Regions from separate parts of the Homo sapiens genome. Here region 2 is linked to region 1. Evidence: read pairs that join two places in POLR2A ChIA-PET (ENCODE). Cell type or tissue: PC-9. All regions are shown on one strand. Links, peaks and the distances in the headings refer to the core of each region. The heading gives the core; the rest is flanking DNA. Region 1 has its middle 150 kb from the start of LINC00161. Region 2 has its middle 97 kb from the start of LINC00113.

Evidence for each region. Peaks named below come from ENCODE experiments on the same cell type or tissue, not always from the same donor. Only the 100,000 strongest peaks of a DNase experiment are listed, where the experiment ranks them.
Region 2: POLR2A ChIA-PET joins it to region 1 with 5 read pairs; 1 of 35 experiments calls an interaction of 5 or more read pairs at or near these places.

What each region holds. Positions count from the first base shown.
Region 1 is chr21:28,385,223-28,402,062 of GRCh38, reverse strand. No RefSeq gene overlaps it. Among named protein-coding and RNA genes, the nearest start is that of LINC00161, 150 kb to the left of the region's middle. In PC-9, for the core only: no CTCF peak of the experiment used is centred there; a DNase peak (open chromatin) is centred at 8,572; H3K27ac peaks cover 935 bases.
Region 2 is chr21:27,810,552-27,827,391 of GRCh38, reverse strand. No RefSeq gene overlaps it. Among named protein-coding and RNA genes, the nearest start is that of LINC00113, 97 kb to the right of the region's middle. In PC-9, for the core only: no CTCF peak of the experiment used is centred there; a DNase peak (open chromatin) is centred at 8,371.

The DNA.
Region 1 (16,840 bases), core at 4,776-12,775:
CTGGCACAGGCCTTTCGGTCCAAACGGCACTCTTTGATTCAGAACCTGCAGAAAAGGTGGGGTGAGTTTTGGGGATTAAGAAGGAAACTATACTTCGTATTTCCAACAGTTATTCTGAGTTACATAGGTGCTGTGATAAAAAGTAATGAAATGTAACTTAAGATATTTAAAATATTACAGTGTAGATGCAGGTAAAATAGTTTAACCAAGTAGAAGTAAAAATATTGTTTAGCTTTTGTAAGAAATTTATGCAATAATAACATGGTGGGCTTTTTTGTGAATTGTATTATAAACTGTGAGTAAGAGGTTGCCAGTATGTTCTATTGTGCGAATAGCTAGGAGCCCAAGAGGAGAGTCTCAGCCTGCCCAGAAATGCTAGGAATATTTTCTAATGTGGAAATATGTGGAGGATTGGTACAGAATAAGAAGAAGAATAGCTAGGCCTCCTCTCACTAACGTTGTGGGTAAAGTTGCTGCTCCTTTGTGGGACTCAAGAGGAAAATGCGAAGGCTGAGGGGTTCCTCATTTTAGGGAACAGCAACTCCCTTCTTTGCCCCTCTCCCCTCCCAGTAAAATCAGGTCCAAATGGTCATCCTGGCTCTTTTAATCTGACCAGTGACTGCTCTGCTTAGGAGAATGAGCTAACAAAGGGTCAAATATGGCATGAGTAGGTGTGTCTTTGCTTCTTTAGGTTAAGAGAGAAACAAGAGGAAGAAGCCCATGGTCTTTATCTTTGGTCGTGGCCATTTTATGTGCCACAGGTATGTTTAGAGGGCTGAGTGGAATAGCCTCAAGGATCTCAGATTAATTATTCCCTGTTGAACAACAGAAGTTAAAATACTTTAGTTTATTTAGTAGCTACAAGAAAAGTATGGAGATGAAGCAACTCAGTGGAGGGCTCCAGAAAATTTTGCTCATAAGTGGGTCAGATAAGGTTAAATTTCTATTTTGAAGACATATATTGTATAATTTATTGGTTTATAGGGATTAAGTTCATGGTATTTATCAGGTTTTAAGATGACTTATCCTCTTTATCTATATAGCTACCTATCACCAATCTATCACCCACCTATCTCAATAAACAAACAGCTATACAATCAGGCTTTTACTGTAAAATCTGAGTGGAGTTTGTTTAGATTTTCTCTTATCTCTTGGTTACACAAACAAGAATTACTAAGGCATTTAGAGAAGTATACCTCTCTCCAGAATATTCCAAATATAATTTTTTTAATTTAAAAATTTGAAAGTTATTTTGGGTTCTCTTTTTTTTAAATACAGCCAAATTGAAATATATGGTATGCTATTTATTATGTAATTTTTAATCCATTTGAAATATTTCAGATAAATATCTTACATTTAATGTTAGTTTTAAATACTTTTCTTTTAATGTTAGTTTTACTTTCTTCTGAATTTAGAAAATTATGCAGTTTTCCCCTTCTTAGCACAATCATACATTCAAATATGAATATTTACTTGTTTAATAGATTGGTGAAATGTAACCTACATGTTACAAAAATTCACTTGTACATTCTATGAAATAAATGAGGTCAAGAAATATTTGTGTAACAATGGTGAAATGAATGATGTAATGGTCAACTTGCAACCCAGCCTTTGCCTCTTTTATTTATATTACCTAATTCTGGAGAAATAATTTTGGAGAATTTTATTAAAAGTCATATTAACCACAAAGGTATTAAGCGAAACATGTCTGTCCTCAGACCACAGCACTGTTGAAAGATTTTTGGCTTTGTGGAGGACCCCACAGAAACCTGAATTGCCTGAGATTATTTTATTTGAATGCTGTGCTTCAGAGTTTTTAGTTTTCTGGTGCTTAAACTTTTGCTGCAAAGGGAGAAATAAATCATTGTACAGATAATATTTGGTAGCCCATCACATATATATCTTTTTAGCATATTCTAAAGCAAATTTTAAATATAATAGGATTCTGTATTAGTCTGTTCTCACACTGCTAATAAAGACATACCTGACACTGGGTAGTTTATAAAGGAAAGTTGTTTAATTGTCTCACAGTTCCACATGTCTAGGGAGGCCTCACAATCAAGGCAAATGAGGAGCAAAGTCACCTCTTACATGGCAGCAGGCAAGAGAGCTTGTGTAGGGGATCTCTCATTTATAAAACTATCAGATCTCCTGAGACTGATTCAATATCATGAGAACAGCATGGGAAAGACCCAACCCCATGATTCAATTACCTCCCACAGGGTCCCTCCCATGACACATGGGAATTCTGGGAGCTACAATTCAAGATGAGATTTGGGTGGGGACAGAGTCAAACCATATCAGATTCTAAGACATTGTAGTAGTCTATTTTCATGCTGCTGATAAAGACATACCCAAGACTGGGAAGATAAAAGGTTTAATGGACTTAAAGTTCCATGTGTTGGGGACACGTCACAGTCATGGTGGAAGGTGAAAGGCACATCTCATGTGGTGGCAGACAAGAGAAGAGAGCTTGTGCAGGGAAACTCCCCTTTATATAATCATCAGATCTCATAAGTCTTATTCACTATCCTGAGAACAGCATGGGAGAGACCTGCCCCCATGATTCAATTATCTCCCACCTGGTCCCTCCCACAACATGTGGGAATTCAAGATGAGATTTGGGTGGGGACATAGCCAAACCATATCAGATATCATCTCATTATTGTAGATGGGATGATTTATTGTCCACTCCAACAAGTATGTGTGTCATCCAGTGGTAGTTTGTCTGAACCAAGTAGGAAACTTAATATTGGAGTAAAATTTTAGTTTTCTCTTTATTATATAGAAGTCAAATTCTGAGTAAGAAACAGAAGGGCTCTGAACAAACAAGGGCATTTTTTAAAAGCTTAAAGTTTTTAACTCCCATAATCACAGATGAGTTCTTATAAAAAGAAATAATATATTTTTAAAGAGATTAGAGAACTACTGTGAATAAAAAAGATTTTTAAATGATATTACCAATATAACAAGATAATTTTCACAAAATGAAAAATAATGCAAACTCTGATCTCAAGCCATTTATGCACAATGTCAGTAAGAAAAGAACAATACTTAACAACTTGAATTTGATAAAATCTAATTATAAATTTTCTCAAAAAATTATGGTCTTAGTTTTGTGTTCGATCTAAGCATGATCCCATATGCATGAAATATGATGTTCTTTTATGACAGTTTTGTAAGAAGGTTTCTGAAACTTCTATGTTTAATACTTAGTTTTTTTCTGGTGGAAAAGGAAAGAGATGAAGTAAATGAACTCTATCATGGGATAGGACTATAGCTATATACTTTTCAAATAGATTTTCAAATCTTGAGTTTATTTATTTCTTAGGTTTTATAACTTTGATTAACTGTATTTAGAAACTATATGTCAAGTACTTCATAGTCTGTAATTTGCAAAGCCTCCTGGAGTTGAGAGATGGTTTCTATTCATGCCTCTAACTCATGGCCCAGTTTTTAAGGCAAAAAAAAAATTAGAGTGAGCAAGATAGATCATGTTCCATCTTTAGCAGATGGAAGAGGGGACTATGAAATAGCAATAGACACATGCTGTGGTGATGAGATTCAACCCTGCTTTCTTGGCTCTTGTGTAGTGAGCAACAGTCAGGAATGTCAGAGGACACAGATTACCTGTGAAGCTCGATAACAGGAAGCTTCATCTTGTACTATTCTCATAGCTGCAATAGTCCCATAACCAGAGTATTTCCATAGCCCAGAGGACTATCAGCAAACAGAAGAGCTTAGAGTTTATTAAACTGGTGTACTTCTCAAAAAAGATGGCTTCTTCCCTAAATGTCTAAATTTTTTTTTACATTTTAATTTTAGTATATATCTCATGTACCTATGCACTATTTATCCTCAGCCATTTGTTAAGAAAATCTAATTTTCAGCGGCTTATTTATTTTTTTTCCTGCTTTCAGAAAATGGGATGACATTGGCTGAGTCTCTTAGAGGTACTCCTGAAACTCAGGTATATGCCTATGCCTGTCTTTCATGGCTTTGGATAGTCTCACTTGGTAATGGTCTATAGACTGTGTGATCTTCTCTTTCCTTTCCTTACCCCCATTTTGTCTTTGCATTCTGAAATCTCTTGGCTTCTCTTTGTCTTCAGTTTTGTTTTTTCATTTTAACCCATCATCCGTCCTGCACCTAGTTCTTTGCTTTTGGCTTCTGTCTTCTGGCTATACACTTTTTATGCTCTTCCCACACTAACTACAATTTCATAGAAATCCATCACCTATACACTATGGTATTAGGTCAGATATCCTTCACCAAGTTGTCAGAAATGAAGATTCCTTGAATTTCCTTCATACTCCCCCAGCTCACCTTTGCTAATTGTGCTATTCAAATGACCTGCATACCTTAGCTAAATAAACTGGTCTTTTATATGCCAGTCTTTCAGACAATTAACCTGCATCCATTGTAAATGACAGGGATTTCCCCCCGCTTTTTAGTTGTCAAAGCAGGACAATCTAGCACCTTGAATTTTTTGCCTCCATAAAAAATTTCAAAAATAGACGTGGCTGTTTATCTTGTGAATAAGACTTTCAAATTTAGAAAAAAACAATAACTAGGTAGTACAGGAATCTATACTTTTAGTTCCTGTTGCTTTTGCCCTTCTATTAATTTATTTATTTGAAAAAAAAACTGAGAGGAAAAATTTGCCCTTGCTTCAAATCCCCAGGTAAATCTTGTTTGTTCAACAACTGTTGCTGTTACTGGAATAGTGATTATTCTCATTGCTTTAAGAAAGATCCCTTAGATCAAAGCTTGGCTTGGTGACAGCATGTTTTCTACTAATCAAATGAGGTCAAAGGGTAGACAGTATTTACAATGATTTCATGGATTAGGACTGTGACAGAATGAAATCTGATAAGGTTAGGAAAAACAGAGTGGATAGAGCAAATGTGGTGCATCTGAGAAACCTGAAAATTATCCATTAAATAGTCTTATTTAGACACTCACTTCAGCCTGGTTGGCTGCTAGGCATATTGCTGTGGAAGTCAAAATAACCAGCTCCTCTCCTGAGGATGGCAAAGAATGTCACAACTTTTAATAAAATAAGAGATAGAATGTCAAGCGATCATGAACAGAAAACAAGATAATCTAAAAAAAATCATATGTACTGGTTAGGAAAATACAATAATTATTAGAAATGGGCTTGTGCCTTTTTTTTATGCTATAATAATGCTGTCTAATTAACATCCACAAGACCATAATGCTTGTCATCCTAAGTGTCGGGTTCCAGCCCAAGCTGGGGACCGAGGGCAGTGGGTGGACAAGTGGCAGGGAGCTGGAAAAACACTTGAGGAATCACAGACGGTTTTGACACGGTTCTTACTCTATCTCAGCACAAGCGAGCCTGGGCATGAGCCATGGGTGCAAGCCACAAGCCTGGGCACAAGCCTGGGCATGGGCCTGGGCATGAGCTGCAAGCCATATGTAAAGCATTAGCAGGGTAATTATACCTTTTACAGACAATAGTGGCTTTGAGACAAGCACAAGCTCATGTGAGTGATCACCTAATGTGCCTCACACAGTGTTGGTTACATAATGTGTGAAGTTGTGCACTTACACTCCAAACCTACTGATTCATGCTGCGCTGGGAGGCTTCCTCAACCTACTGCAAAATAACATGCAGCCATTTCCCTTACACTCCACCCCATAGGCTGAAAGCATCCTCTGTGCAGGGACATGTGCCCAAAGGGCAGATCCCTGAATCCTTAACCCACAACAACAATAACAGGCTAACTTTCCATCCCTGGATAACAATGCACCTACCAAGGGCTTCTGCTCTGGCTGATAATACCACACCTTCCACCTCCCCATGGTTGCTTTGGGTCCTGTGTCTGTGCCACAGTCACAGGGGAGCTCATAATAGGCAACACAGATATTACATATGCCCCCCAGAGGAGGGTTCATCCCCTGGCTGTTTCCCTATGAACAGTCAACCATGGGGGGCATGCACTGAACAGCCAAGGAGTGACAGGCAATTCATACTGTAGGCACTTCTCCCAGGGAGCTATGATGGCCAACCACAGGCAGTTGGGGGGTTGGAGGGTCCATGGCCACAGCCAATTTTTCTGTTCTTCTGACTTCAGGGGCATCAGGACAGGCAACAATAGGTTACTGTTCATCCCTATACCTGGTCAGAGAAGGTCATTCTTCCTCCTATAGATCTTGCCACATGGCTTGGCCTACGTGGGCCGGTGAACAAATAGCTAATTTTGTAACTTCCAGGTAGTTAACCACAAGGTTAAGCCTCGATAAACTTCCCAGCTATTAGTGCACATTTCTATAGGTGTCACCTCCTTGGTGATCACCATCCATACTGCTTTAAGTTCAGCCCATTGGCTACTTTGCCCACACCCGGTTTCAAACCATATGGTGTCAGTACTAGGTTGGATTGCAACAGTGGTCCAGGCAGCAGTACCACCTCAGCTAAACCCATTTGTGTACCATGCCCCATTGGGAATGGAGGGATGTCCTTCTTTAAATGGTAAAGGCTCAAATTCTAGGGGTGCCTCAGGCCCCATGGCCTTATCTTGCATAGGACTGCAGCTCCCAAGACTTCTAAGGGACTTGTGCTCAGTGTACTCTGCTGCTCCAAGTAGGCACTCCACTTTGCCAAAGTGGATGTCTCCCCCATCCCAGTCCAGGGGGTCATTATCCATGAATGCACTCATCCTGCTATTGGGTAAGTTGTCTGCATGAAGATTGTAACCAATCCTGCCAAGCTCTCATGAACCTGAAGGGCAGCACATGCAGTTACTAACTGCTGCTCTATCAAGGAATACCAGAGCTCAGCTCCCTTTCATAGTTGGGATCAAAAGCCTACTGGTGTTCTCAAGCACTCCGTGTGCTGCCACAGGCCCCAGCTGAAACCATCTGTGGTCACATGCACATCCAGCTCGAATGGGAGCCCCTGCTCAACTATCCACAGGGCTTATTCCTGCTGAATAGCCCACTTGGCTGCCAGGAAGGTGGTCTCAGCTGCACCATTGCAATCTCAGGCAAGAGGAGCACTGCCGATTCTAAATCTGCAAGAGAATTAGAGGTTAGCTTGATAGCATTAAAAAGACCATGGATAATATCATTAACAAGACCATGACATATGGTGGGGCTATGCACATAGCCCTGCAGTAACACTGTGAAAGTCCATTGTCACCTTCCCATGAAGGCAAATTGTTCCTGACTCTGTAAAAAAAAATGCATTAGTCAAGTCCACCCCATAGTGGTACTGTCCCAATTCTGTTGTCAAGTAGTCCATCAAATATGTGATAGATGAGACAGCTGTCAAGCTGTGTAAAGTGTCCACCCCCAGAATGTATACAGGTATGGGAGAGACATACACAGTGCATAACCAGGGGCCAGGTGGCTGATGCCAAGGTGCAGAGATACAGATTTCACTTTCATTGACCATAGACATTTCATAGCTGTCTATGCAGCCTTGCCTGGAAACTTATCTGGGTGCAGGGACCAGTGGCTTGTCAATTTCACATGTGGCTTCTGGTTGCCCAGTGTCCCCTCAAGCTGGGCACCTCGGCCAGTTCCCTCATAAACAGAAAAGGCTTTACATCCCTGCCTTGCTTCAGTACATAGTCTTTGAGCTGGAACACCCCAGGTGGGACCAGATCACGCAGCAATGTCCTTCTCCCCTTCTTCCTCTTGGGCATTTTCTGGAATTGCTGTTCCAGAGGCAACTGTCTCCACAAAGTTAAGAGTACTTCATTGGGCTGCTTATCAATTTTCTGTTTCTCAACCCTGGCCAAAATCAAATCTATCCACATCTTTGAGTGTGTTACTGGTTGGGGTCCCCTATTTTCCCATGGGCATCTTCCCCTTCTTTACTGCACAGACCCCTCGGTCCCACCAATGGCCTCCAGGCCTGCATTCACAGCAGCCTCTAATTCCTTTTTCAAGCTCTGTAGCCAGGCTTCCAGGGGGTGCCTGGAGGTCCCCATTCATGGCAGCTTCTAATTCTTTTTCTGAACTGTGTAGCCAGGCCTCCAGGTGCCTCGCCTATGTCTGCAAAGCCCTTACGTCTGTGGCATCCCTCAGGGACTGGGTGTGTACTCCAAGCGCAGTCAAAAATGCCCATCCAATTCTGCCAGCAAAGGCTCCTTCCTTCTCAGTGCTCTGTGCTTCCAGCAACTTCAGGGCCTTCTCCATGCTCACAAGGGACCCACCTACCACCGCCCAGTCTCCACCAGAGCCCATCCTCACAGCACAGCTGCAGTCTGGTACCACAACCCATGTTGTGGCCACAGAGCCAACCAAGAATCAGCGGGGACCAAAGGCTCACCCACCTTGGGATCCTGTTCGTGATGCCAGTTTTCATGCCAAGTGTCAGGTTCCAGCCCAAACTGAGGACTGAGGGGAGTGGATAGACCAATGGCAGGTAGCTGGAAAAATACTCGAAGAATTGTACACAGTTTTGACATGGCTTTTACTCTCTCTCTGGGCGTGAGTGAGCCTGGGTGTCAGCCGCAGGTGCAAACCGCAAGCTGTATGTACAGCCTTAAGTAGAGTAATTACACCTTTACAGACAATAGTGGCTGTGAGCCAAGTACGAGCTCAGATGAGTGATCACCTAATGCACCTCACGTGGCATGGTTATATAACAAGCAGAGTTGTGCGCCTGCATTCCAAACCCTGCTAAGTCATGCTGCACCAGGCAGCCACCTCAGACTACTACTGAGTAAAGCACAGCCATTTCCTTCACAGTGGTATGTAACAATGAAAATTTATTTTTGTTTGTGAACTTAGGACTGGGTTGGTGGTTCTGCTGATCTGGGCCAACCTCAGCTGATCTTGGTTAAGCTCACTCTTGCATCTGTGGTCAGTTGGTGGGTCAGCCGGGAACTGGTTGAAGTTGTCTTCAGCCGAGATCATTGGTCTCTGTTCCATGTGGTCTCTCATCTTCCAGAAAGCTATCTAGGGTTTGTTCTCCTAGCAAAGGTGACATTCTGAGACAGTGAAAATGTGCAAAGGGCTTTTTGAGGCCTACCTTCAGAAGTGGTTAGCTGCCACCTTCACCAGATGCTATTGGTACAAAGGTACAAAGCCAGCTCTATATTAAAGACTTGGAGGACAGGCTTCATGTCTTGGTGGAAAGAGCTGCAAAGTCACATGGCAAAGGGAGGCCATTAATTGGGGCCAAAAAAGCCATCTGCAGCAGTACTTATGCCATAATCAGCTGCAAAGTAAAAGTCACTGAAGAAAAATATACCCCTAAAGCCAAATAGGACCAAAGTAAATTAGAAAATAGAGCAAAACATATATCACTAGAAAGTAAGGCAGAGGGACTCTGACCTCAGTGAGTCTTCTGGAGCTCAGAGTCTCTCCACTAGAGCTGGTTCCTTTATTACATTGCTTAACCATCGCACACAAGCTCACAGTTTCTGCTAAGCCAGGAGTTATTTATCAGTCACAGCTGGGTTAAGTGTGGTCCTTCCTGATGCTGGTTGAGAATTGGTGATAACACTGACCTCACACTGCCAGGCATTCTAGTTCTGAGTAAAACTGAGGAATTAACCTGAAGGATTTTTCCACACACAATAAAAACACTAGAATGGAACAAAATAGTGGCCCAAATTATTAGGAATATGTTCTTTGAAGCACAAGAAATAGGCTGTCCATGTTTCTTTATATTATTGCATCTCAGAAGAAGAAAGGCAGGCTATTTTTTAAAATTTAAAAAAGTAAATACATGAAACATTGGAATAATTTATGCTGGGATGATGAGGCATCTGTGGACATGAGAGAACAGTGGGTTTATTCCAGAAAGGCAAACAAAAGGCATGTGATACAAATATGTAAAGGAAGGTTTGAGAAAAGACAAACACTCATTTCCTCTTAAGGGAAGAAGTAAAAGAGAGGCTTAATTTGAAATAAGGAAAATGATGAGTAATGGAAAACGCTGTAATTAAAACCAATTGAACAATGAAATCCGTAGCTAAAGGTAATTTGCAATTCTTGCCAAAGAGAATTAAGGACTGGGCTCAAACTATCTACAGAGATTAGTAGAGAGAGCACAATTTGTATATTAGGTTGTTAACAATAATCTCATTTAACTGGCTTAGTGACTTTTAACTTTCAGGTTTTGGGGTACATGTGCAGGTTTGTTATATAGGTAAACTTGTGTCATGGAGGTTTGTTGTACAGATCATTTCATCACCCAGATGCTAAGCCTAGTACCCAATATTTATTTTTTTCTGCTCCTCTGCTTCCTCCCATCCTCCACTCTCAAGTAGGGCTGAGTATCCATTGTGTCTGTCTTTGTGTCTGTGAGTTCTCATCATTTAGCTTCTACTTCTAAGTGAGAACATGCAGTGTATTAGTCTGTTTTCACACTGCTGATAAAGACATACTTGAGACTGGGAAATTTACAAAAGAAAGAGGTATAATTGGACTTACAGTTCTACATGGCTGGGGAGGCCTCATAGTCATGGCAGAAGGCAAGGAAGAGCAAGTCATGTCTTACGTGGGTGGCAGCAGGCAAAAGGAGAGCTTGTGCAGGGAGACTCCCACTTTTAAAACCATCAGATCTTGTGAGACCCATTCACTATCATGAGAAAAGCATGGGAAATATCCACTCCCATGACTCAGTCATCTCCCACTGGGTCCCTCCTACAACATGTGGGAATTATGGGAGCTACAAGATGAGATTTGGGTGAGGACACGAAGCCAAACCATATCATGAGGTACTCTGTTTTCTGTTTCTGCATTAGTTTACCAAGGATAATGGTCTCCAGCTCCATCCATGATCCTGTAAAAGGCATGATTTCATTCTTTTTGATGTCTGCAGAGTACTCCATAGTGTATATATACCACTTTTTCTTTATCTGTTGACTTTTGTGTATTTATATTGTAGCCATTCTTATTGTTTTTTAACCTTATCTTAGTAGAGATACTTTCTTGTTCATCAAAATACCTTCATGGCTGACTTAATTCTTTGCACAGTTCCTTGCTTCTAGATTTCTAGAACAACCAGCTAGTAATATTCTAAGGTCTGCTTTTAAATTTTTCTCTAGGAGGCTTTTATAAAACTGAAATGAAAGCCTGAGTATTGGAGAGAACATTTTGATGCCACAGACCTATTATTTATGGACATTCAGGCAGGAGTTAGATTCCTGGATCAGAATTCCAGCTTTCCTGACAAGGTTTCTGTATTTGTGAAATGGCAATGAAAATAAACGTATTTACTTATACAAATTAGATACTGTAGCAGAAGCGAGAGAGAAAAAAAACACCTCAACTGCTTAAAAATAAGAACAGTAACTATCATCCGTAATAGGAAGTCCTAAGTCAAGGATGCCCCAGTCTCATGATGTCGGAAAGGTTCTAGATTCTGTCCACTGTTCTGTCATCTACAGGGTCATTTCCTGTTAGATATCACACCCAGCAGAGACAATGTTTAAATGATGAAGATTTTTTTTTTCTGTGTGTGTTTTTTTAAACATGTTGTAGGCTGAGTCATGTCACCTCCAAATTCATCAGTTCTAACCCCATGTACCTCAGAATGTGACCTAATTTGGGGATACTGGTAATTACAGTTAAATAAGGTCACTGGGGTAGGTTCTCATTCAATATGACCAGTGTCCTTCAAAGAAGAGGACAGATAGACAAAGAGAAAAGACCAAGGAGAAAGAACTTAGAAGAAATCAACATTGCCAACATCTTGATCTTGGACTTCTAGCCTCCAGAACTAAGAGAAAATAAATTTCTGCCGTTTAAGCCACCCAGTCTGTGGTAGTTTGTAATGGCACCTCTAACAAACTAATACAATGTGTGAAGAAACTTCATTCTAGAAACCCCCTCAGTAGCTTTCTTCAAGTATCATTGGCCACAATTGTGTTCCATGTCTATTCCTGATCCACTCACCAGCAAAGGGGTTGGGATTATCATCACTGACTTAATGAAGACCCAGCTTTTTGTAAGATACCAGACACCAGAAAATAAGAAATGTTTTTTTTTTGGAAAGGAAGAGATGTTATGGCAAGGAAGAATCAGCATTCAGAGAAGTCTGTTATGCTATCTTGTAAGTCATCATGAGGATTAAACCAGACAATGTGTGAAACACTTAGTATGGTGCATGGCACACTCAATTTACTATTATTATTAAGCTTCATTTAGCTGGAGTTTACAGGATTCATGCCTAGCAATTCTTTAGAGGAAAATGTTTGTTATTTCAGTAACACTTCTTATATGTTCTTTTAGGAACATGTATTATACAACATTGCTTGTACTTCCAGCAGTGTTATAGTATAATTCCAACATAGTTCTAATAATAAATAATAATTGGATTAGCAGCTTTATGATCTCATTTGAAGAATGTATTACATAATAGCTGATAATTTATTTATATCCAAGCCTAGACCCTTTATTATGAAATGACCTTTTGAGGCCAGGCGTGGTGGCTCATGCCTGTAATCCCAGCACTTTGGGAGGCTGATGCAGGTGGATCACTTGAGGTTTGGAGTTCAAGACTGGCCTGGCCAACATGGTGAAATCCATCTCTACTAATAATACAAAAAAATCAACCAGGCATGGTTGTATGTGCCTGTAATCCCAGCTACTCAGGAAGCTGAGGCACAAGAATCGCTTGAACTGGGGAGGAGGAGGTTGCAGTGAGCTGAGATCGCCCCACTGCACTGCAGCCTGGGCAACAGAATGAAACTGTCTCAAAAAAGAAAAAAATAAAAAAAATGATTTTTGGAATTGAAATGCGAACTCTCTAGTGGGTTTAATGATGGTCTCCAAAAAGCTTTGTTTATATTTCAATGCTTGGAACCTGTAAATGTTGCCTTTTTTTGGAAAAGGAGTCTTTGCAGATGCAGTTAAGGATCTTGAGATGAGGAGAACCTCTTGACTTATCTCAGTTTGTCCTAAACCCAATAACAAGTGGCCTCCCAAGTAGCCCATTGAGGAGTAGAGAGGCACACAAGAAAGGCAATTTGAAGATGGAGCAAAGAGGTTGTGGCCACAAGCCAAGGAATCAAGAAGCTGGGGAAGACAAGGGAGCATCCTTCCGTAGAGTCTCCAGAGGGAATGCAGCCCTGCTGATGCCTTGATTTTGACTTCTGGCCTCCAGAGCTGTGACTGAATACATTTCTGTCATTTTAAACCACCAAGTTTATAGTAATTTGTCACAGCAGCCTTAGGGAATGAGTGCAAACCACATGCCTGTTGACCTCAATTATTTCAATCGATTATTTGGCACATATAATTCCTGAATTATTTATTATGATTTTTTAAAAACAGCCTTCTGTGTGGAATTTATTTAGGAGTAAGCAAAAGAGGAAGCCAAGTTGAGATACCGTATGAGTAGAAATCTGAGTGTCTAATTTGCCAAAACTTTTTCATCTCCTCCAAGGCTGCCCACCCAGAGAATGAGGATTTATTTTAAATGCCAAAGATTTCACAGATGAACACATACTAGTTATTTACTTTTTATATCTGTGACTAGGAAAATACATTTTCACCTCAAGACACTTTGCAAGCATTATTAACTTCCGTTTGTTAACTTTGAGCTTCCAAGGGCCTATATTTCATTGAACCACTTGCAATTACCCATAGCTACTCAACTCCATTTCTCCATTTCTGAGAGGACAGGAAAGGAGAGGAGAAGCATGGGAGAAGCGAGGCAAGGTGAGAAAAGGGAGAAAAGGAGAAGAGAGGAGAGGAGATTGAGCTGCTCTTTAAAAAACAGCTATAGCATTATGCCCTTAAAGATAATTTATTCTATTAATCTCTATCTTTTCTTTCACATAAGTTTTATATCACATATAACAACAAAAAATGAAATTCAGTAAATAATTGGGTGATTCTTATATGTGGCTTCCTGTACCTGTACCTATGTACCTAACCAAGTATGAATAATTCTGACATTATCACAACAAAGCTTGATATTTGGGGGAAAAAAGTCCCTGCACTTTTAAATCAGATCAGGTACATACTGGCAAGATGGCAGACTGAGTACTGTGACTACTAAGACATAACCATCTGTTTTTAGAGATTCACACACACACACACACACACACACACACACACAAAACCTAGGTAAAAGAACTGACATTTCTAGAATGTTGAATTGTATACCAAATCCTTTGTATTTTTAGTTTTGACTTTATATCGTTGACTTTTGTCCTTTGTCAGTTTAAATTTATTCTAATGTGGGAAATAAGAGTCTTCTGTGATTGAAATCTGGCTTGCCTTTGGCTGTTTCTTGGTATTCATGCCCATGTTCTACAGGCTATGAGCAAACTGGGTCTATAATCAAGTGCCAACTTTAACCTAAAAAGAATAATAATAAAGATCTCCTAAGAGTGTAGGGATAGTTTGTAATGATTAGCTCGAGGGTCCAAAACACTTAGAATGTAGCAACCTCAGGAAATTCCTGCCATTACATGGACGTTCACTTTTCTCTAAAGAAAACAAAGAAAACAAAAAATAATTAATCCCTCTCAGGCATTAAACCAAAGATAATTCACATATTAAAAGCTTTATTTCATTACTTTCATTTGGTTTTGTTAAGGAGTAGTATATTCTGGCCCGTAGTATTACTTTGGTATTTATTCTAGTTTCTAAAGGAGGAGATGGTTCTGAGGATGCAGATGTCTAAGCAGTTAACATCACAACCTTCTTCAGTTGCCAAGGAAATAGGAAAACTTAAACTCTTCTGCAAAACTAATTTGCCAGCTGTGTGTTTCTATTTTGATTGTAACCACTTACTTTCAGTTATTGCTTTTGTCTTCACTGTGCCCACATTTCTATTTTGTTTGTTTTCAGATGTTTTATTGTTTGTCATTGATACATCTGGCTATTATAGTTCTACTGCTGTACTGTTTGTTCTTCCTGTAATTTTTAAATATATTTTTAATTGCTATGGGTACATAATAGTTGTACATATTTATGGAGTACAAGTGATGTTTTGATACAGACATACAATGTGTAGTGATCAGAACAGGGTAACTTGAGTATCCATCACCTTAAGTATTTATCATTTCTTGGAGCTAAAAAATAAATTGGACTCATGGAGATAGAGAACAGAATAAAGGTTACCACAGCCTGGGAATGGTAGCTGGGAAAGGGTGATAAAGTGAAGATGGTTAATGGGTACAAAACTACAGGTTTGTATTAATAGAATGAATAACATCTAGTATTTGGTAGCAGAATAGGGTGAGTATGATTAACAATAATTTATTGTACACCTACATCTTTTTCTGATTCAGTTTATACCCCTTGGTCTTGAATGGGATTGTAATAAGAAAGGTTTGGAAAGTACCATCTCTAATAATTTTACTTGAGTTAATTGTTTACTTGCAATAATCAAGCTTGGGAGAAAATGTGTAAGAAAATTTTGTTATGACTTTGATTTTAGTTTACAGAAGACAGGCAATTTTTCCCCAATACATTTGTGTCTATACGGTTGAGTGCTGTGTGAAATCTTATGGTGAAGTAGATGACATTTTTAAAGCTCCTTTTCAATATTCAATTTGCCTCCTCAATTCCCTAGTGGAAGTAAGATCTTTATATGGCTTAATGGGTGACCTTATTTATTAAATTAGCAAACACCGATGGCCCATCTCTGATGTATACTTATGCTATGGAAACTGCTGTGGAAAATGCAAAGAAACATGAAGGTAGTACCCTGTTGGGTGATAAGAAATGTATACTCACATAAAATGTAACTCAAGATATGATAACTCAAGATAAGATAATATCTAGTGTATGCAACTAGTTAAATGAGAAACCCTATTTCTAACTAGAGTAAACATGGATTTTTAAAATTGTGCCTTTAAAAATAGTTAGGATTTTATTTAGTAACATGGAGGTAAGGAATCTGGAAGAGGGCATCTAAGAGTGTGGAAGGGGAGCTTCAAATTTATGTGGATGGAAAAGGTATTATTTAGGAATACAGACAAAAATAGTAAGATTGGTTTAGACAGTCTGGCTTGAAAAGTAGGTCTAGGACATGTCATAGGAGACTCTAAGTACTTATCAATTATTAATCAAGCAAGCAGCATGAGTTAGTTTTCCTTTTAGAGGATTAATGTGACACCACACATAGACTATAGTAGAGCAAACCTTTTACATTGTTATCCTTTTACATTGTAACCTTTTACATTGTTGCATGTAAATTGTTTACGTTGTTAACCTTTTACATTGTAGATTCACAGCCTACTTGCATCAGAATCACTTGAGGATGCTTATTAAATGTGCAGATTGTGTACACTATTGGTTTGTCTGGGGAGGGCAATACTCTGGAAGTGATTCTTATCCACAAAAAAGCTTAGGAATGGAGATAAGGTGCTAGAAAATCAGAAAACCTATTAAGAAGTAACTATAATGGTCAGAGGGGATCATAAAACATCCCAACTCATGTAGCTGAAAGACAGAACAGGCATTGGGGTTGTGATAAGCCTAGATTCAACTCCATCTCTACCATTTTGAACTTTTCATGGGCAAAGTTTCTCTAAACTTCTGTTTCTTCATCTATAAAATAACATTAACTTTACAAACTCACAGTATTTAAAACATTCATCACACATGGTAATATCCTGTACAGAACATATAAAACAGGTCCTTAAAATATGGTTTCTTTATTTCACAAATTAGGGTGATAAGTTCATGGATATAGGAGATCCTTTAACCACAAAAAATTAAGAGGACCTTGGAGATCTTGCCTTCACCCTTGGCTTAAATTATTATCATGTCCAGTTGTCTTAAAGTTTATTTCTTTAGATCTAATTTATCTTCTAGGAGCCATACTGCCTATTTGTGTCTTTTAGATAACTCACAACTCCTGCAACTTAACATATGTTACAAAATGAAC
Region 2 (16,840 bases), core at 3,741-11,740, 570 kb after region 1:
AAAAAAGAAAAAGAGAAAGCTAAATGAGGTAAAAGAAGGATGGCCTTCTGGTGGAGATAGAGTAAAACAAGATGTTTGCTTGAGGGCTTCCTGGGTTTAAAGTTTCAGTGTTTTGCACTGTATTTGGTCCTTGGTTCTGTATTCCACTGATATTTGTTGAATGACTAACTTGTGTTTTCCCAATAAGGAAATCTAGTAGAAGGCTGGAAATTGACATTGGAAGTTAAGACTACACATGCAACTAGACACACACACACACACACACACACACACACAATGGACTATAGAACCATCTATATGGGATAGTTATTGAAGTCCTAGTAAGAAAGGATACTACTAAGAGAACCTGTGTGGTGTCATAAATATCAAAATAAAGAACAGGATTTTGAGCAATTTATGAGTAAAGGCATTTGAGAAGATAAAATGGCACAGTCAGAAAGCTGGGGGCCAGTGTTTGAGAATGGGAAGGTGGGAGCTGGTATAAAAACACGTCGGTCAGGCCGGGCATGATGGCTCACGCCTGTAATCCCAGCACTTTGGGAGACCGAGGCGGGCAGATCACGAGGTCAGGAGATCGAGACCATCCTGGCTAACACGGTGAAACCCTGTCTCTACTAAAAATACCAAAAAATTAGCCAGCTGTGGTGGTGGGCACTTGTGGTCCCAGATACTCGGGAGGCTGAGGCAGGAGAATGGCATGAACCTGGGAGGCAGAGCTTGCAGTGAGCCGAGATCGTGCCACTGCACTCTGGCCTGGGCAACAGAGCGAGACTCAGTCTCAAAAAAAAAAAAAAAAAAAAAAGGCCGAGCGCGGTGGCTCACGCCTGTAATCCCAGCACTTTGGGAGGCCGAGGCGGGTGGATCACGAGGTCAGGAGATCGAGACCATCCTGGCTAGAATGGTGAAACCCCATCTCTACTAAAAGTACAAAAAATTAGGTGGGCGTGGTGGCGGGTGCCTGTAGTCCCAGCTACTCGGGAGGCTGAGGCGGAGCTTGCAGTGAGTCAAGATCGCGCCACTGCACTCCAGCCTGGGCGACAGAGCGAGACTCTCTGTCAAAAACAACAACAACAACAAAAAAACATGTCCGTCAGGCAAGTATGAAACCTGAAAATCTGTCAAAATCTGGTTAGTAATCTGGGAGATGCAATGACAGTCAGGAGGTTGGGGCAGAATTTACGTTTCAAGTTTCTCACAATGTAGTCATTATTATAAGAATCACCTGGAGGACTTGTTAACAACACATGCTCTGAGGCTCCCTGATCGGAGATACTGATCAAGTAGCTGGGCTCACGACGGAAGTCTGAAGCCAGTGATTTCAAAAACACTGTGAAAGGTATTGAGGAATAAACACACAAGATGGGATATGCAAGGGCAAGATTAAGAGCATAAGTTCTTTTTCTTTCATTGTAACACAGACTGGAGAAGAGAAAAGCATTAAAATTTTGATAGGAAGTGGGATAACGAAGTATATTTTCAGGTTAAGAGTGAATTGAGTATGTTGATAAAAAGATGTTAAAAATCAGGGGGAAAAGCATTATGCGCAAGAAAAAGAGAAAAAATACGTAGAGTGGGACCATGAAGAAGGGAGAAATGATTACTTACTTTTAGAGATGGTCAGGAGAGAAAAGGTGTTGGCATTTAAAATAGGCAAATTTGTTTAAGGGAACACATGTCAATTGATGTCACTTAAATTGATAAAAGCAATACTTATTTAATATTTATTTTTTAAAACAAAATAAAATACAGTTGAATGGAAAATGAGAAGTTTTCCTTTCAAAACTGAAACTTATTTTTCCACTATGGTTAAAAATTTCATTCATATTCAAAATAATTTTAATGCTCATTTTTTGACAAATAAATATAAATGAAATTAAAGCTCTGCTATTTTTTTTTAAACAAATGACTATTTAATTAAGATATCAGTTAGTCAGGTTAGCAAGCACCAGTCTGGAGATTTTGAACAGAAAGATATTTTGTATAGGGAATTGGTTAGTAAGATGTTAGAAGGGTTGTAAGAACAAAGAGTAGAAAGAATTTGACCCAGTGTTAGAAGCTGCTCCCATCCTCGGATGAAGCCCACAGTCCCTTGTCACTGGACTAAAGGCACTTCCACTTAAACTGTTGAAAGCACCGCCACTGCTGCTGAGCGGGGATCACCCCTGCTTGCCACTGCTGGAACTGCTGATGATGCTGGTACTCACAGTCCCCACCTGCTTCCCTGCTAGAGTTAGAATTTTGTCTCCCTCCCTCCCACTTCCTTTCTTTTCTTTTTTTTTTTCTGAGACAGGGTCGCCCAGGCTGGAGTACAGTGGCGGAATCTTGGCTCACTGCAACCTCAGCCTCCTGGGTTCAAGCAATTCTCATGCCTCAGCTTCTCAAGTAGCTGGGACTACAAACACCCACCACCACACCTGGCTAATTTTTGTATTTTTAGTAGAGACGAGGTTTCACAATGTTGGCCAGGCTGGTCTCGAACCCCTGACCTCAGGTGATCCATCTGCCTCAGCCTCCCAAAGTGCTGGGATTACAGTCCTGAGGCACTGTGCCCGGCCCCTCCCTCCCACTTTTAATATCTTGCAAGTATTTCCCACAAGCCCAACCCAGCTAACTTTCATTTTGCCAGGGAGTCTGGGGGAAATACAATTTTCAATCTTCCAACACGTGTGATACTGAGAAGAGCACAGAAAGGTCAGAATGGTCTCTATACCAACAGACAATATCTGGCACACTCAACTAAATCTTCCTAAAAAGAAAAAGTGAGATGCTGAAAAGCATGTAAGGCTAATTTGAGTAATATAAAAACTGCTATGAGAATGACATGAGAATTAGGCCATTCTTGCATCACTATAAAGAATACCTCAGGGCTGGGCACAGTGGCTAACACCTGTAATCCTAGCATTTTGGGAGGCCGAGGCAGGCAGATCACAAGGTCAGGAGTTCGAGACCAGCCTGGCCAACATATGGTGAAACCCTGTCTCTGCTAAAAATGTACAAAAATTAGCTGGGCATGGTGGCATGTACCTGTAATCCCAGCTACTCGGGAGGCTGAGGTGGGAGAATTACTTGAACCTGGGAGGCCTAGGTTGCAGTGAGCCAAGATCACACCACTGCACTCCAGCCAGAGCAAGACTCCATCTCAGAAAAAAAAAAAAAAAAAAAGAATACCTCAGACAGTGGGTAATTTGTAAAGAAAAGAGGCTTTATTGGCTCTTGGTTCTGCAAGTGTACAAGCATGGCGTTGACATCACTTGGCTTCTGGGGAGGCCTCAGGGAGCGTTTACTCATGGTGGAAAATGAAGTGGGAGTAGGCACATAGCATGGTGAAAGCACAAGTGAGAGAGGGAGAGAGTTCGGAGGGAGCTGCCACACACTTTTAAACGACCAGATTTCGCAAGAACTCAGTCACTATCGCAAGGACAGCATCAATCCATGAGGGATAGGCTCCCATGACCCAAACATCTCCCCCCAGGTCCCACCTTCAACATTGGGGATTACATCTCAACGTGAAATATGGGTGAGAAAATATTTAAGCTATGTCAGCATGTTATGAGAGACTGACTGTATGTTACTTGAATTGTAAGATACAGATGTCTCTTCCTGCCTTGTTTTCATTATCCACAGCTTTTCTCATGGCGATAGACACTGAAAACACAAACATTTTCTAGCTAGCTGTCATCTATCTATCTATCTATCTATGCCTTTATATTACTTAGGCAATATCTTTTTTGAGAAACTTTCAAAGAAGTAGTTTATTTATGAGTCATAGCATACATATGATAACACATTGAGTTGTTCGGAAACTATTGATGGATGGTTTGCTGTGTGTGTTGTGCCAGGTATGAAGGGGGTCTAAACTCATTGATAAAATCAACTAACTTATACTGTAAAGTGATTTGATGCTTGGAACATTTTTAAACGCTTATTTGTAGCATCTCATGACAAACTTACAGGTAACCTATGAGATAGGTGCTTTTGTAGTACCTATCTGTCTGGGGTGTAGACCCCAGACAATTACAAACAAAACAGCAACAAAAGAGGAATCACAGAGGGTTTAAGGAACTTCTCAAGATCACATTTTATGACTGGTACAATGGTCAGGGTAATGAGAATTGTACAGTATCTTAAGAGACATATACTTCATAAAACATTTTAACATAAAGAAAAAGCTTTTATATACCATGAAAATGAAAGAGAATGGGTTGAAGAAGTACTCACTCAAAAATAACTTCTTTTTCTGACAGTACGAATTCCAAGTGTACAGTTATTGTACAAATATCCTGGTCTACATTAAAATACATTTATGAAATGTTTTCTTTAAAATATCTAAAAGATAAAAATGTGTGTGTATGTGTATAACAGAATAAAAGAAATTTTACAGGACAATTTTCTTGGAGAGTTTAATTCAGAAATGATTGGAAATTTGCAGCATGCTTTTAGAAGGATAGTGACATAATGCTGGAATCATTATGGAATTTATTTTTTTTTAATTTCAACATTTATTCTAGATTCAGGGGGTACATGTACAGGTTTGCCACATGGGTAAATTGCATGATGCTGAGTTTGTGGCATGGATTCCACCACCCAGTAGTGAGCATCATACCCAATAGAGAGTTTTCAAACCACACCCCACTTCCTCCCCCGCCAGTAGTCTCCAGTGCCTATTGTTGCCATCTTTATGTCCATGTGTACTCAATGCTTCACTCCCACTTAAAGTGAAAGCATACGGTACTTGTTTTTCTAATCCCATATTAAGTCACCTAGGATAGAGGTCTCCAGCTGCATCCATGTTGCTGTAAATGATGATTCCTTTCTTTCATATAATGACCTAGTACTCCATGCTGTATATGCACCACATTGTCCTTATCCAATACACCATTGATGCGCACCTAAGTTGATTCCATATCTTTGCTATTGTGAATAGTGCTTTGATGAGCATGTCAATGCAAGTGTCTTTTTGGTAGAATGATCTACTTTTCTTTGGTATATACTGAGTAATGACATTGCTGAGTCAAATGGATGTTTTAAGTTCTTTAAGAAATCTCCAAACTGCTTTCCACAGTGGCTGAATTAGCTTACATTTCCACCAACAATGTATAAATGTTCATTTTTCTCTACAACCTAACTAGCATTTGTCATATTTTAGTTTTTAATAATAACTATTCTGACTGGTTGACATGGCATCTCATTGTGGTTTTGATTTGCATTTCCCTGATGAATAGAGATGTGGGGCATTTTTTCATATGTTAGTGGCCACTTGTATGTCATCTTTTGAGAAGTGTCTATTCATATCCTTTGCCTATTGTTTAATAAAGTTATTTGTTTTTTGCTTGTTTTTTTTTTAGTTGCTTGTAGATTCTGGATATTAGACATTTGCAGGTGCATAGTTTTGAATATTTTCTCCAATTCTGTGGGTTCCTATTTACTCTATTTATACTTTCCTTTGCTGTGCAGAAGTGCTTTAGTTTAATTAGGTCCCACTTGTCTGCATTTGTTTTTATTGCAATTACTTTTGAAGACATGACCAGAAATTCTTTGCCAAGGCCAATGCCAAGAAGGGTATTTCCTACTTTTTTTTTAGGAATTTTATAATTTGAGGTCTTACATTTAAATCTTTAATCCATCTTGAGTTAGTATTTGTACATGGTGAAAGGTTATGGTTCATTCTTCTGCATATAGCTAGCCAGCTATCCCAGCACCATTTATTGAATAGGAAGTATTTTTCCCATCACTTGTTTTGTTGACTTTGACAAAGATCAAATAGTTGTAGGTGTGTGGCTTTATTTCTGAGTTCTCTATTCTCTTGTATGGGTCTATATGTCTGTTTTTTTGTGTGTTAGTACCATACTGTTTTGGTTCTCGTAGACTTATAGTTCAGTTTGAAGTCAGGTAGTGTGATAGCGCTGGCTTTGTTCTTTTGCCTGGGATTTCTTTGGCTATTTGCTTTTTGTTGTTGTTACCGTTCCATATGAATTTTAGAATTATTTTTTAATTCTCTTAAAAGTCACATTGGTAGTTTGATAGAAGTAGTGTTGAATCTGTAGATTGTTTGGGGTAGTATGGTCATTTTAATAATATTGATTCTTCCAATCCATGACCATGAAATATTTTGCATTTATTGTGTCATCTATGGTTTCTTTCATCAGTATTTTATAATTCTGTTTGTAGAGACCTTTTACCTCCTTTGTTAGCTGTATTCTTAGATATTTCATTTGTTTGTGGCTATTGTAAATGAGATTGTGTTCTGGATTTCACTCAGCTTAAACAATATTGGTATAGAGAAATACTATGAATTTTTTGCGTTGATTTTGTGTTCTGAAATTTTACTGAAGTCATTTTTCAGTTCTAGGAATGTTCTGACAGCAACTTTAGGTTTTTCTAGCTATAGAATCATATAGTCAGTGGAAAGAGGTACTTTTACTTCTTCCTTGTTTATTATTTCCGTGTCTTTTATTTCTTTCTATTGCCTGATTGCTCTTCCTAGGACTTTTTTACAATGTTGAATAGGAGTGGTGAGAGTGGGCATCCTTCTCTTCTTTCAGTTCTCCAGGGGAATGCTTCCTATTTACCCGTCATGATAAAAACTCTCAACAATCTAGGCATTGAAGAAACATACCTCAAAATAATAGGTGTCATCTATGACAAATCCATAGCCAACATTATGGAATTTCTAAGTTTAGAAAAAATTCTATGTATACTTTAAAGTATGTTGAAGCCTTGACATCATGTGGCATAGAGAATAGCCACAGAGCAGCAAATGATACCACTCTCTTCTTCAGATAACATGTTATTCTCCATAAGTTTCTTCCTGTTGACCTTTTGATGCAAACCAGGCTTCCCATAGCTGTCTTAGGCAGCAACTAGTTGGCTGATTTAATACTTCCTGACAGTTCATGTAAACAACAGGTCCAGTTGTCTCAGACAAATTAACCAAATAAGATTCAACAGTAATATTTTTAATTAAGTTATGGTGTTGAGGCAATCAGACCCTTACAATCTTTAAAGTGTCTTTTTTTGTTCAATTTTAAAACTATGAGGCCGGGTGCAGTGGCTCACTCCTGTAATCCCAGCACTTTGGGAGGCCGAGGTGGGCGGATCACGAGGTCAGGAGATCGCGACCATCCTGGCTAACACGGTGAAACCCCGTCTCTACCAAAAAATAGAAAAAATTAGCCGGGCGTGGTGGCGGGTGCCTGTAGTCCCAGCTACTCGGGAGGATGAGGCAGGAGAATGGCGTGAACCCGGGAGGCGGAGCTTGCAGTGAGCGAAGATAGTGCCACTGGGTGACAGAGCAAGACTCTCGTCTCAAAAATAAGTAAGTAAATAAATAAATAAATAAATAAATAAATAAATAAATAAAACTATGATTCCTCAAAATAACATACACACCAATTGATGGGAGCACATTTTGTGGGTGTTTTTTCTTTTTGAGGTCAACAACAACAACAGAAAATCAAAACCAGAAACAGCTTTTTAAATGTATGAGCCCTGTGGTGTCAAAGAATTTTGGTTAAGGCTTGGGATAAATGGAGGAACTTAGAGTAACTGGTGGAAGATAACAAATTAAAGCAAAGGAGAGCGAGATAAATTTGGGCTTTTGGAAAAGAAGAATGTGAATGTGGGGTGGGGAGATGTGGGCATGCTGGTGTTGGGCTAGGCATGTGTACAAGAAAATATTCAAGTGTATATATTTGTATGAGGATTGAAAACAATGAGTAGACTTCCTAGTGAGGAAGAGAGAGAGAGAAATTTCTCCTGAAATTTTGATATAATAACTGGTGTTTTGTTTTATTTCTACTGTTCCAAAACTTGTGTTACATCTTATGTATAATACCTAAGAATGAATCATTAACTTGGAGAGTTTCTAATCTTAGCGAAAGAACCTCTTCTATTTCAGGAGAATAAGGTGGGGTTTGAACAAGTTTGACCAGTATAAGGGCCAAAGAGAATCGGTATTAATATCTGTACTGTTTTATATATTTCTCTGGGGGAAGCTTCACATCTGTTTTCCTATTTTATCCTCACAATAACTTTGTAGAGTAGAAAAGACAAATATTACACTCTTCATTTTATAGACGGGAATCTGGGGTCCAGTAAGGTCAAATGACTTGGCTAAAGACAAACAGCCAAGATTAGAACCCAGGGCTTCTGGCATTTCATCTAGAACTCTCTAATGGATCCCGATGCCTCCCATTTAGGCTTCGAAAAGCAGCTTGAGCTTAAGTGTAAGTCAAGTTTTTTTTTCCTTTGGACAAGTTCTTTTCATTTTCTTGAATTTCATGAAGTAGGGAATTCAAGAGGGCTAACACCTTAGCGTATGTACAATGGATTTTTCCTATTAGGTAACTCTGCCCTTTGCTTCACCCACTGCACAGCTGGGCTAAGTAATTCTAAAGGAATGTTGTCATGCCAAGGACTCAAGGAAAACTAGGTTTCGTAAAAGTCAATTTATTAAAACAAATCCAGGATTTTTCACTGGTTACACTGTTTAAGAGTCCCTTGGTTAAACATTAAGGTGTTCTTACCACAGAAATAAATAATAATTTTATGTGTTTGGATATATAGCCCAAAAGTAAAAAAGAATATGCTTTCTGAAAATGTGACTGTTTACAAAGCCCTAGAATATGTGCTTTCAAAAAGCTTAGAAACCAAACTCATAAAAATACAAACAACGGTGCTTTGACAAATAAAAGCATTAGACTGCAGGAGAGTGGGTTGTTTTGACTATTAAATAATAGTGTCATATTTTTTTCTTTTAAATCAACTTAGTTGATTTGTTTTGGAAGTTCTGTAGGACAACTTATGGAGATGAATTTATTCCAGGTATTCATTTTAAAAAGAAAGAGAGAGAGAGATTCATCAAGCAAAGGTTAAGGGCTAGTGTTGTTTTTCTCTGGCCTAGAACTTGGCTTGTTTTGCTACACATGAGATGAAGCTCATGTGATTTTTTTTTTCTTCCCTGCAATCTAATCTGTCAGTATACAGAGAATTCATAGTAGCCAGTTCTAAAGCATCTGTTACTCCCAACAGTCTGTCAAATAGAATCCACTTGAAATAACACTGGCGTTTATATTTCACTCATGGCAGGTTAACATTGACAAGTGAATTCGAGGACTAGATTTTCTTCGATGTTGCACTAAATTTACAATGCTGAGAGAAATGAAACCTGTAAGAGGACAGAATGATGGGCTACTCTAATAAGAGACAGGAAAATAACATGGGTACCTTTAATTGTTCAAGAACAGGTGGTAATGTGTAACAATTTCTAAAAATATAATGTGATTCTAGGACTGAATTTTCTACTAGGTAATATTATGAGCTTTAGTATTTGTAAAGCTGGGTCAGCAAAAAAGCGGTAGCCAGGATGCTCAAAGACTTTGAGATTCTAGACTTTTAGAATAGAGTTTAAAGAAAACAAGATCTCAACAAACTGGGAAACATTGTTGGTCTATGTGTTTGTTTTGTCTCGCTTGTCACATATTATTATATTCATTGGGTAAAAGAAAGAGAACATGAATTGAGCCACCAAAATTTTGCCTTCTTTTTTTTATTATTTTTATTTATTTTTTAATTTAATTTTTTTTTTTTTTTTTGAGACGGAGTCTTGCTCTGTCGCCCAGGCCGGAGTGCAGTGGCGTGATCTCAGCTCACTGCAAGCTCCCCCTCCTGGATTCACACCATTCTCCTGTCTCAGCCTCCTGAGTAGCTGGGATTACGGGTGCCTGCCACCACGCCCAGCTAATTGCCTTCTGGTTTTTAAGTAAGTAATGATTAAATGGTGGATTTTGTATTTCTATACAATAAAGTATGTTTGGAGGCACGACAGATGCCCCTTGGTGGTAATATGCTACTATAGAAAAACATAGTCTTCTCAATAGATACAAAACACATTTCTATTAAAAAAGTACAGGAAAATAATTCCCAGCTGTATGATTTCTCAACTCAGAAATCATAACTGGGAGTGTGTTTCTAGGAAAGCTCCATGTTTCCCTGACAAAGAGAGTCTTAGCTGGGGATTTTCAAATTGTTGTGTTTGTCAAGGCATCCTAGCAACTTTGCCATAACACTACCCAACTTCTCTCACAATATAAGGCCAGTTTCTTCACTGAGGGCTTATCTCCAGTTTCCTGGCATTTACTTATACTGTTGAAAGGACCTGTATATGACATACTAAGACTGGAGGTTTTATGGTGGCCTGGGTAATAAGCACCCTGTTGAAACCACGGCATGGAGATCAGGGAAATGCTGACAGCAAACATTTGTATAGCACATTGTCCATGCCAGGTTCTGTTCTAATTGCTTTACATATATAACTCCCTGAATCTCTCACAGTGACCTCAGTTATAGAGGACAGAACTGAGACACAGAGGAGTTGGGAAGCTAATTAGTAAATGGCAGAATTGATGTTTCCTCCCAGGCAGTGTAGTTCCAGAATCTACACTCTCATCTCCTAAGGTCTGCAGCCTCCCTGGCAAGGGTGGGAAGCAATTCCACTGTGTATCCTGGACGCCATGACCTCTAAGTTGCATCCCCTTCACCCTGTCTTCCACCTGGAACTTTCAATATCAAATCTGCCCTTTTAGCTACTCATATTCCTTATTATTCTATCTCATGGAGGAGTTTTCATTATTCAAGTGTTCCATTCTGAAGAAATCGAAAGCATGAGAGAAAACTACTGCCTCATTAAAGTAGAAACAGAGGCTGCGGGGGAAAGGGATTCTGATTAAATGACTTCACCCCGAATGAGAAACGTTACAGGCAAGTTTGTATTTGTAGTTTCAAAAGGAGTAAGAGTTACTAAATCAAGCTTTAGTTGATGGGATTTCAGGCAAGCTACAAAAGGTTTAAAATATATAGGTATATTAGATGAATTTATATTTATTGGCCATTTTTAGGGAAAAAGGATCAGTCTTATTTGGTTCAACAAAATAGTGCAGGATCAAGGAGGAGCTTCTTGATGTCCTATAAAACCCAGTACATCCAAGAAAATTCTCCTGATGATAAAACCAGTGGTTAAAATCACTCTAAGCACGTCTGGGTATATATCTTCTAAGTCCTCAGAATGCAGTTGTGGGAGCTGCCATCTTGTAGCACACATCACAAGGGAGAGTAGAGTAATAAATGTTTCAAGGGACAGTAGAGTAATAAATGCTTCGAAGTGGCTACCTTGGGAAGTGGCTTTAATGAGCACTGCTTAAAAAGCTGGGCCCTTGTTCTGATCAGAAAGATTCTTCTTCAAACCTAGAATACTCAACTATGATTATCTGTTTACTAAATGATTTACCATCATGGAATAATAATTAAATGACATTTATGTTGTCTGAAAGAGATAGATACATGTATATTTTTACAAGGGTGTTGATTCCCTTTAAAGAACTATTATCTTTTCTAATCCTACTTACCTCCCAGAGATGCTGTCTCTTCAAACAATCATAATACCTAATAAAGACAGTATGAGGCCGACTGAAAAAAAAAAAAAAGAAGGAAAGACACTTCTGCAAGAGGCTGCTAGCAATACAATCTGCTGTTTGCTCAGCTATCTCACTTGATCTGTGGGAAATGCTTCTAGTCATGTTGGGATGAAATGATAAACCCGTAGTGGAGAGTATAGAAAGATGTTTGTAAATTCGCTAACAGGAGAGTATTTCATACATAATGTCTTTGAAAATCTACCATGTTTTAACTTGGTAAGGTTTAGATTGTTAAATATAAATGACTATGTATTTTCATGTGTGAGCTCATGTATACGTGTGTGTGCCTGTATATGTGTGTTTGTTTGTATATGTATACACATACACATGCACACATATACACTCAGATATGTATACACACATATGCACATAGAGTCATCCTTGATGTCCATGGGGGATTGGTTCCAGGACCTGCTGTAGATATGAACATCTGCAGATGTTCAAGTTCCTTATATAACTAACCTGGACAACATGATGATACTCTGTCTCTTCAAAAAATTTAAAAAATTAGCCTGGCGTGGTAGCACACACCTGAGGTCCCAGCTACTCTGGAGGCTGAAACATGAGGATCCCTTTAGCCCAGGAGGTTGAGGCTGCAGTGAGCTGTGATGGGGCCACTGCTCTTCAGCCTGGGAAACAGAAGAAAACGTGTCTTTATATATATAATACATTCTATATTTCTTATAATATCTAATTCAGGGCCTACACATCACTTCATTGTGTGGTTTTCTTGTTTTTTGAAAATTTGTGGAATTTTTTTTTTTAGTTTTGATCCACAGTTGGTTGAATCTAAGGATGCAGAACCCACAGATATGGAGGGCAGACTATATATATATATATATCTCACAAAAAAATGTTGTACTTGAAATAACCCTAAAACAGACATAAACATCAATGTATCCAGATGTTCCCCCTAATCTAGATTGTTCTATAGTGTGTGCAATGATAATCCAGCCTTCTAAGGATACATCGATGGTTTTGAAACCCTACTGAATCACTGAGGGAAAAAATAAATGGCATTCCATGATATATAAATGTTCATTGTATTTTGAACAATGGTACCCAGGATTTTGAGCAAATTAAATTTTCATCTACTCATCACACCCACAGAAATTTCCTGAATCTGCCTTGATTGAAAGGGTTTTGGTCTTGCCGTTTTCCAAAGGTAGTTATGTTGCATCTGAGTATTGGATGCATGGTCCCCTGATGTCCTGATGTCCTGCTCTGGCCTCAAGAAGACTTTCCTCCCCTGTCTTGGGGAATATTTTTGACTTTGCCTATAGTCCGCAGTGAGGAATACATCAACCACTAAGAATAAACATTTAATCCTGTAATAAACTGACATCACCCAGCTGTGTAAGCAAAATTTATAGGCACAGAGTCAAGTAAATTATCATGAGTTGTATTTTATATGTATATGCATATATGGAAATATATGCATATGTGTATATGTATATGCATATACATATGTGTGTGTGTATGTGTGTGTGTATATATGTGTGTGTGTGTATGTGTGTGTGTGTGTGTGTGTGTATATGTGTGTGTGTGTGTGTGTGTGTATATGTGTGTGTATATATATGCTCCAGTCAGGCAATCCCTCTATTTGTCATGGTTTCTTTTAACATCTGATAGATGATTTCTCATGAAAAACATTTTCAACGTTATTCAGGTATTATTGTTATCTGCTGAGATAACGTTGAGGTCCATACACATATTAAAAAAAAAGTCGGTTTATTCTTTTTTCCAAGTAAAGAAAGATGTCATTTCGCACATGTCATTTATTCAGGCTTATTCAGAGTGGGGGAAGTGTTCTGTTTGCCTTAGAAAAAAAGTAAGGAAAAATCTATGACTCTGGCTTTTTTTTTTTTTCCCCCTCAACACTGCTTTCTCAACCAAAATGAGCATGTGGTAAAGTGCTTGTGGCACAGACACTGGCCTATTCTTCTCGTGGAAAAAGGCGCTGCTGTTTTACAGTGGCCTGGAGGCTGGGCGTGGTTCCCTGCCGGGGGCTGCGTTCTAATGGCTTCTCCAAGCAAGACGCAGGATCTGCAGAGCCGCGTGGACTGACTCTGGTCACCATTTGTTTTTCTCCAACCTAGAGCTGAGGACTTTTGCTCTTTCCAGCCTTCCTCTCTTTTTCCTTTTCCCCTCTCTCTTTTCCTCATAACCAGAGGCTTTGCACAAAATTTCTTTGAGATTTCCCCTTGCAGTCAGAAAGCACAGTTGTCTTATATTTTTATTCAGTTAACATAATGGAGATGAGCCAGGTTTTTATATTTAAACTCACAGATTTTTAGGCTACATACAGGATCCTCATTCATCTGCTGTTGCTGTATTATTTATTGTTAATATTAGCCATATGATTTAGTGTGAAAAGTGTTTACAGCAGTGTTAGGCTCTGAAACAAATCTTGGCTCTCCTACTTAAGGAACTTGTAAACTTTTCTGTGCCACTATTCCTAGATCTGCAAAATGCAAGAGTGAGATAAATGTAAGATTATGTGGGAGAGTCACCAGCTTATACTCAGCTCTCAACACTTTTTTTTTGTTGTCTGTGTTATTACGAAAGTAATTATAAAATATATGTGATACAAGTGAAGATATCTTGTGTTTCTTCTAAAATATTAATACATAAAATATTTACTCCATCTAAATGCACTTTATTTCACTATAGTAAAATACTGAATAAGGATGTATTTTGGCACTAGAGAAATCAAGCTTATTTTAAATCAGATAAAATTTAGAGGTAAACGATCATATAAATAATTTCCTAAAATGAAAGAAAAAAAGACAAGATTTGGGGAGGACCCTAATGCCAAGCACTTTATAGCTATAATTTGCAAATAGATTCTTAAGTTTAGAAATTTATTTTAAAATCTCAGAAAGTAAGAATTTATTTCACAGGGCTAAATTCTTGCTATTCAAAGCTTGGCCCCAGACTAGCAGTATGGGAATCACCTGGGAGCTTGTTAGACTCTCAGGCTCAAAGCAGGACCCACATATCCGAATCTGGATTCATATTTAACCATATGCACAATATTACACCTGTAGATTGACATCCTATCTACCATTACTTGAATATACCAAACAATAAGTAAAGCTCTGTCTTGAGGCAACTAGAACCACTAGTGATGATCTAATTGCTGAAAATATCATTCATGTCTGTAAGATAATGTTTCTTGTCTAAAGGATAAAAATACCTGCTCTTCTGTAAATTTTTCTAATTTAGTTATGTTGTCCTCTGACTTCTCAACAAACGGCCACATTACCTTTCAGAAAGCTGCCAGTAAGGAATAAAGAAATCATATCTTTAATTAGTTATTTTTGTTTTATACAAGGGATGGGCATGGTACTGCCTGGGGGCCATGTATGACTAGCTGCCTCATTTTATAAATAACATTGTATAGAAACACCACATGCCCTTTGGTTTACACATTGCCTCTGACTGGTTTCCTGTTATGTGGAAGAGTTGAGTAGTTGCAACACAAACAACTATGACCCACAAAACCTAAAGTATTTGCTCTCTGTCCCTTTACATTAAAAAAAAAAAGGGGGGGTATGGTTTGGCTGTGTCCCCACCCAAGTCTCATCTTGAATTGTAGCTCCCGTAGTTCCTATGTGTCGTGGGAAGGATCCGGTGGAAGGTAGTTGAATCATGGGGGCAGGTCTTTCCTGCACTGTTCTCGTGATGGTGAATGGGTCACAGGAAAATGGATAGGTTTAAAAACAGGAGTTTCTCTGCACAAGCTCTCTTTTTGCCTGCCTCCATCCACGTAAGATGTGACTTTGCTCCTCCTTCGCCTTCCGCCATGATTGTGAGGCCTTTTCAACCATGTGGAACTGTGAGTCAATTAAACCTTTTTCCTCTATAAATTACCCAGTCTCAGGTATGTCCTTATTAGTAGCAGGAGAACAAACTAACACAAAAAGTTTACTGAATCCTGGTCGACACTAAGCATTGTTTCTTCTACAACAAATCTTTGTGAAACCTCATGTGTGTCTCAGGCCCTGTGCTAGAGAGCCTGGGATTTCAGAAATGGAAAGAGACTACCTTCAAGAAGATCATCCTGAGCATATTCTTCTTTTTATACTCCTACTTGTAAATATCATCTTAAAATATGTAATGCCTAGAGTTAATCTTCAAATGAGATTCAATGAATAGAGAATATCAATGTCTTTATTAACACAGAATGTTGTACACAAATACCCATTATCATATGCATTTGCTACTTTTAGTAAAATCTAGTATCATTTTTGTATCTTTAGCTAGCACCCAAATTTCTGGTAAGCAAAAAATTCCAATTAAGAAATGTATGTGTGTGTGTGTGTGCATGCATTCATGCATGCGTGCATGTTTGTGAATCTATTTCTGTCAGCTCCTTTTTATCCTTCTTTGCAGAACTAGTTATTTTTTAACTAAGTACAAAGTAGTTAAATAGAAATAACCGGTGGAATAACAGAAGCCTATATGTGGAATGAGGGTTAATATACTCCTTGGTATTTGGACTTTGGGGGAAAATACTGCCTAAGAAATCAGTTTCCTGGCATATATAGAGATTGATGATAGCAACTCCTTTGCAAGATTTTGGAAATGAGCAGTTGAGATGACACCCACATACCAAGAACATTTGCCTGGCCCAACATGACCTCAATAAATAGAAGCTACCTTAATGTGTTCAGGCAATTTTTGTCTACTCTGTGATAATGGTGAATCTTGAATGCTAATTCTGTTAGTACTGTATGCCAAACTACATGAGTTTGTCTTCGAAATATTCATTCACTTTAGTTATAAATGTTTACTAAGGAAAGGCCCAAGGACAGAACGCTGTCAAGCATATTGACTCTAGCTTTGCTCTGGGCCAGTGATTTTTTTTTTTTTTTAAGACAGAGTCTCGCTCTGTTGCCCAGGCTGAAGTGCAGCAGTGCAATCTCGGCTCACTGCAAGCTCCGCCTCCTGGGTTCATGCCATTCTCCTGCCTCAGCCTCCAGAGTAGCTGGGAATACAGGCACCCACCACCACGCCTGGCTAATTTTTTGTATTTTTAGTAGAGACGGGGTTTCACCATGTTAGCCAAGATGGTCTCGATCTCCTGACCTCGTAATCTGCCCGCCTCGGCCTCCCAAAGTGCTGGGATCACAGGCGTGAGCCACCGCGCCCGGCCGTGATATTTTTTTTTAACCTTTTATGTAATTGTGGATTCACATGCAGTTGTAAGAAATCATACAGAGAGATCTCTAGACCAGTGACTCTGTTTCAAACAATGGTCATATCCTATGTTGAGTACAATATTACAATCAAGAAACTGACAGTCATAGATCTTATTCAGATATCACTGGGTTTGCATGCATTCATTTGTGTGTGTGTGTGTG